2 separate regions of the Homo sapiens genome follow, and region 2 is linked to region 1. The links are chromatin loops, found by intact Hi-C in ENCODE. Cell type or tissue: heart right ventricle. All regions are shown on one strand.

Region 1 (2,500 bases):
CCCGTGATTTATCACAACCCCAGCGCTAAGCTTTTTGTCATTAGCTGCTGTCGTAGGACCTGCCTGCTAATAGGGACCTGCCCTGGACTGGAGTCAGAAAGGAGGAGAGAGCCTGGCCCCTCCTGCTCAGCAGGCTGACTGCCCCAAGCCTGGGTCTGACCGTCTGGTCCACCAATATCAGCCCCAGGAAGCCAACAAGACGGAGTGGGGTGGGGAGTGGGGGCAGCCCCCAGCCGCTGTGAGGCGTTCACTCAGACCCTGCAGGAAGACCTGCGGCCCTCCCTTTGCACTGCAGAAAGGGGTCACTGCCCTTCCAGAAAGAGGGTCTTCATCTCTTCTGGAGGCAACGGGGGTGACAAATGGAATCTGAGGGATCACTGCAAGGAAGGATTTTCACAAAGGTGTGAGGGGGGCTGTGGACGGGGGGCTGTCCTTGGGAGGGTTGCGGTCTCCAGCCATGGAGACCCAGAGCCACACCACAAGCAGCCTGACCACTTCTCACCCCGCCACCTCCCCCAACACTACCCAGGCTTAGATGTGCTTTCCTCTTTCAGCCTCAGTTTCCTCCTCTGAAAAAAGTGTCCAACCCTGGTCTGACACTGTTCTAGGATTCCAGGACGAAGGCCAAAGAGCAGCAGCTGCCTGTCCTGGACCCAAAGTGCAATGAGGCCCAGGGAACACTTCACCAATTTGCAACTGAAGGACACTGAGGACACCACCAACACTGACCTGTGTGTGGCCGCTTCTCGTTTTCAAAGCACTTTAACATAAATCATTGCATTTGGTCCTTGCACAAACCAATGGGGAGGGCAGGGCAGGCCCTCCATCTCCACTTTCCCCTGGAGGATGCTCAGGTCCAATATGCAGAGTGCCTGGCCCAGGGTCCACAGTGAGCAGAAACTCAGACCCCACATCCCTCTCATAAGCCACACTGTGATGGCCATGTGACAGGTGAGAGTGTGTGCCTCCGCGAGAGTGTCGAGTGTGGGTGGTAGGGCACTGGGCAGGAGAGATACACCTTGAAAGGGCACGGCACACCTGCTGGGCACCTGGAGATGGGATCACAGCCTTGCCAAATGCCAGTGCTGCAAAGCACTTGGCACTCAGAGCCCAGCCCCTCCATAGGCAGAGGTGGAAGCAGAAGCCTGGGAAAGGCAAGAGCCAGCCCAGGGCCATGTGGACAGCCCCGTCCAGGACTCAGGTCCCAAAGGCCGACTCAGTGCTCTTTCCCCAGTCCCTGCTTCTGTGAGTTCCAGCTAAACATGATCAGAAATGGTGCCAAGGTCAGTGGGACCAAGGCAACAGGAAGGAGGACAATAAACTGCAAGCTCCAGTGCTCACTGGAGGTGAGCAAACTGGGTGGCTGCACAGCAGTGGGGTGGGCATCAGAGCATTGGGCCAGGACCAGCTTCACCCAGCCCATTTTGAGGGAGCTGTGAATAGACCATTAACTGCCAGGAGTCCAGGTCTCATTCTTACCTTAGAAAAGTTAACTGAAAAGTGAGAAACCATTGCAGATTTCCCACCTGACATTTTATGTGTAGGGGACACACATGCAGGTCGGTTAACTAACAGCCACCCCCCGCTCTGCGGCTAGGAAGGCCCCTATGTGCTTGCAAGAAAGAGTTCAGCTCTTTGCCACATTTTAAGGGTAGGGAATGGGGAGAGGCGGGTACTCACCATGATGCCAGTGAGGAGACAGACACCTTTCCCACAGTATGTGTGGGGCACCATGTCCCCATAACCAATGGAAAGGAATGTGATGGAGATGAGCCACATGGCACCCAGAAAGTTACTAGTTACGTCCTGCTGGTCATGGTACCTGCCAATGGGAAGACAGGAGTTAGTCGATGAACAGCCATTCCTGGGAGTAAGGGCTGTGGGCAAACCTAGAGCGGGGAAGGAAATGAGATATTTTGCTGAGGAAGAGGCAGCAGTGACGGTGGCTCACACAGATCTCTTTAGGCTACTGAAGGGGCTGCAACTGTGCCCACCCAGGTCCCACCTGCAGCCCCCCGTCCCGTTGGCCTCCCGCCATGAGCTTGGTCCCAGAGATAAAATGTTTTGTCATGATTTGCACCTCATTGTAGACATCCTTTTAGTGTTGGTAAGATAGCTTTGGATGAAATCATGCAGTAATAAAATTCAAATTTTCCCTTCCAAGCCGACAGTCTAAATGTATGTGGATGTGATTAATCTGAAATCACAAGCTCCTGAACAGGGAAAATGTCAAAAAAAAATTACCAAACATATTCAGCGATTTCCTCTAAGAAAGTTGAAGCATCTCAAAGACTGGCATCTCCCGGGGGTCTGGAGGGAAGCTGTGGTGGTTGGGGCTCTCGTGGAGCTGTCTCTAGAGGGGGCTCTGGGGTGTCCACAGAGGCCTCCCTTTCTGAGTCAGACAGGGGCTTGTAGCTGCCCCGCCCTGGGAGGAACCAACTGGAAACATCAGCACCATTTCCTCTGCCCGGATGCCTATTCCACCCCATCCCCTTCCTCC
Region 2 (2,500 bases), 330 kb after region 1:
CACCGCGCCCAGCCTATTTATTTATTTATGGTAGAGACAGTCTCACCATGTTGCCCAGGCTGGTCTTGAACTCCTGGCCTCAAGCGATCCTCCCACCTCGGCCTCCCAAAGTGCTGGGATTCAGATGTGAGCCACCACACCTGGCCTCCCTCATTCTTTTTTTACCGTGACATTCTTTTCACCCTTGGGTTGAAGTCAGTCTAAAGGACAGTGTTCCTCACTTTATATCTGTTTGAGGAGACCTTTCCCAACCCCTGTTTCCACCTCTGTGTCTGCAGCTGCACTGTGTGCAACTGTACCTCCTGCCTCTCTGCCCAGCTTCTTCACAGCATCCATCCACCTGACATTGATCAAGCCTGGTGCTATACCACATTGAGTGTTGGGCACTGGAGCTAGAGAGGTGTGTGGCAGCTCCAGCCTGTAGGACAGGGTGTGGTGACCCTCCTTCTCACATCTAAGCTGTGTGGTTATGGGCACTGCAGGTCTTAGCCTCTCGGAACCTGTGAATCGATCATCTCATCCATTTCTTGCACTCTCTTTGTCTCTCAAGAGTTGTCAGTCTGGGAACCTCGGGCCTTCCTGAGCTGCTCCATCGCACATGGGTGGAGGAGAGGCTGGCAGGGGCCTCTGAGAAGGGGTGTCTCTGGCATCCATGGCCATGGCGTGGTGCCCTCCACTCCTCAGCCCACCCCTGCGTTATGCCTGCAGGTTGCTTCGAGGAGACGCCGTGGTGGAGCTGGGCCTCAACGATTACCTAGACATTGTCTGCCCCCACTACGAAGGCCCAGGGCCCCCTGAGGGCCCCGAGACGTTTGCTTTGTACATGGTGGACTGGCCAGGCTATGAGTCCTGCCAGGCAGAGGGCCCCCGGGCCTACAAGCGCTGGGTGTGCTCCCTGCCCTTTGGCCATGTTCAATTCTCAGAGAAGATTCAGCGCTTCACACCCTTCTCCCTCGGCTTTGAGTTCTTACCTGGAGAGACTTACTACTACATCTGTGAGTGGCCAAGGGCACACTGGACACCTCTTGTGTACCAGAAGGGTAGGGAGGGGGAAGGAGAGGCCTGGAAGGAGGAGGGGGCTGGGTCTCTAATGTACATCGGGTTGAGGTATGGGCTGAACTCAGGACTGAGGAGGGAAATGTCTAGAAAGGAGAAAGTAGGAGGAGCTAGGAAAGGGGGCCAGGGAGATGAGAGGACTGGATGGGGCCTGATACATGGGTGTGGCCCCAAAGTAAGGAAACGCTTTCCAGGGACCTGGAGAGAAGAAAACCTGGGAGGGTCTGAAACAGTCTGAGGCATACAAAGGGGTGACTCCCTGTGCTAACTTTTTCCCACTTTCCCACTACCCAGCGGTGCCCACTCCAGAGAGTTCTGGCCAGTGCTTGAGGCTCCAGGTGTCTGTCTGCTGCAAGGAGAGGAGTAAGTGGGTTGGGAGCATGGACCCTACTGGCTAATGTGGGGCCTTGGGAAGGAGGGAAGGAGTGAGAAGAATCTAGGAGGATCAGACTCCAGGGGTCCTGGTGAAGCTTCAAGCTGTGGTCTCTTCTCCCCATTTAGCCTTGAGGGAGCTTCTACTGCACCATCCTCTCCCCACTTCTGTTTTGTTTTGTTTTGGTTTTAGACGGAGTCTCGCTCTGTTGCCCAGGCTGGAGTGCAGTGGCTCGATCTCAGCTCACTGCAAGCTCCGCCTCTCTGGTTCACGCCATTCTCCTGCCTCAGCCTCCGGAGTAGCTGGGACTACAGGCACCCGCCACCACACCCGGCTAATTTTTTGTATTTTTAGTAGAGATGGGGTTTCACCGTGTTAGCCAGGATGGTCTCGATCTCCTGACCTTGTGATCTGCCCACCTCAGCCTCCCAAAGTGCTGAGATTACAGGCATGAGCCACCACCCCCAGCTCCCCCACTTCTTTTTTAAGAGACAGGGTCTTGCTGTGTTGCCCAGGCTGGAATGCAGTGGCACGATCATACCTCTCTGCAGCCTCAAACTCCTGGGTTCAAGCGATTCTCCTGCCTTAGCTTCCCGAGTAGCTGGGATTACAGGCATGTGCCACCACAACTCACAACTGGCTAAATTACTTTTTATTTTTTGTAGAGATGGGATCTCAGGCTGGCCTTGAACTCCTGGCCTGTGTTGCCCAGGCTGGTCTTGAACTCCTGACCTCAAGAGATCCTCCTGCCTCCCAAAGCACTGGAATTACAGGCGTGAGCCACCATGTCTTGTGTGGCCTCACTGCACACTTTTTTTTTTTTTTTGAGACAGAGTCTCGCTCTCGCTCTGTCGCCCAGGGCTGGAGTACAGTGGTGCGATCTCAGCTTACTTCAACCTCACCCTCCTGGGTGCAAGCAATTCTCCTGCCTCAGTATTCCGAGTAGCTAGGACTACAGGTGTGTGCCACCCAGCTGATTTTTTTTTTTTTTTTTTTTTTTTTTTTTTTTTTAGTAGAGACAGGGTTTCACCGTGTTGGCCAGGCTGGTCTCAAACTCCTGGCCTCAAGTGA

Evidence for each region. Hi-C counts contacts between places; a loop is a spot of excess contacts. Peaks named below come from ENCODE experiments on the same cell type or tissue, not always from the same donor. Only the 100,000 strongest peaks of a DNase experiment are listed, where the experiment ranks them.
Region 2: a loop joins it to region 1, with 6 times the contacts of the local background. A loop is called at or near these places in 1 of 110 quality-filtered maps.

Annotation. Positions count from the first base shown.
Region 1 is chr1:154,731,323-154,733,822 of GRCh38, forward strand. It overlaps KCNN3 (potassium calcium-activated channel subfamily N member 3), which reads right to left. Exons shown (of 8, transcript NM_002249.6): 4 at 1,681-1,822. Among named protein-coding and RNA genes, the nearest start is that of ADAR, 120 kb to the left of the region's middle. RefSeq lists an enhancer at 1-766. In heart right ventricle, no CTCF peak of the experiment used is centred here; no DNase peak of the experiment used is centred here; H3K27ac peaks cover 1,000 bases.
Region 2 is chr1:155,066,022-155,068,521 of GRCh38, forward strand. The region is part of intron 1 of EFNA4-EFNA3 (EFNA4-EFNA3 readthrough); the gene reads left to right. EFNA4 (ephrin A4) reads left to right here. Exons shown (of 4, transcript NM_005227.3): 2 at 709-995; 3 at 1,351-1,419. It overlaps ADAM15-EFNA4 (ADAM15-EFNA4 readthrough), which reads left to right. Exons shown (of 26, transcript NR_176418.1): 24 at 709-995; 25 at 1,351-1,419. Among named protein-coding and RNA genes, the nearest start is that of DCST1-AS1, 3.3 kb to the left of the region's middle. In heart right ventricle, no CTCF peak of the experiment used is centred here; no DNase peak of the experiment used is centred here.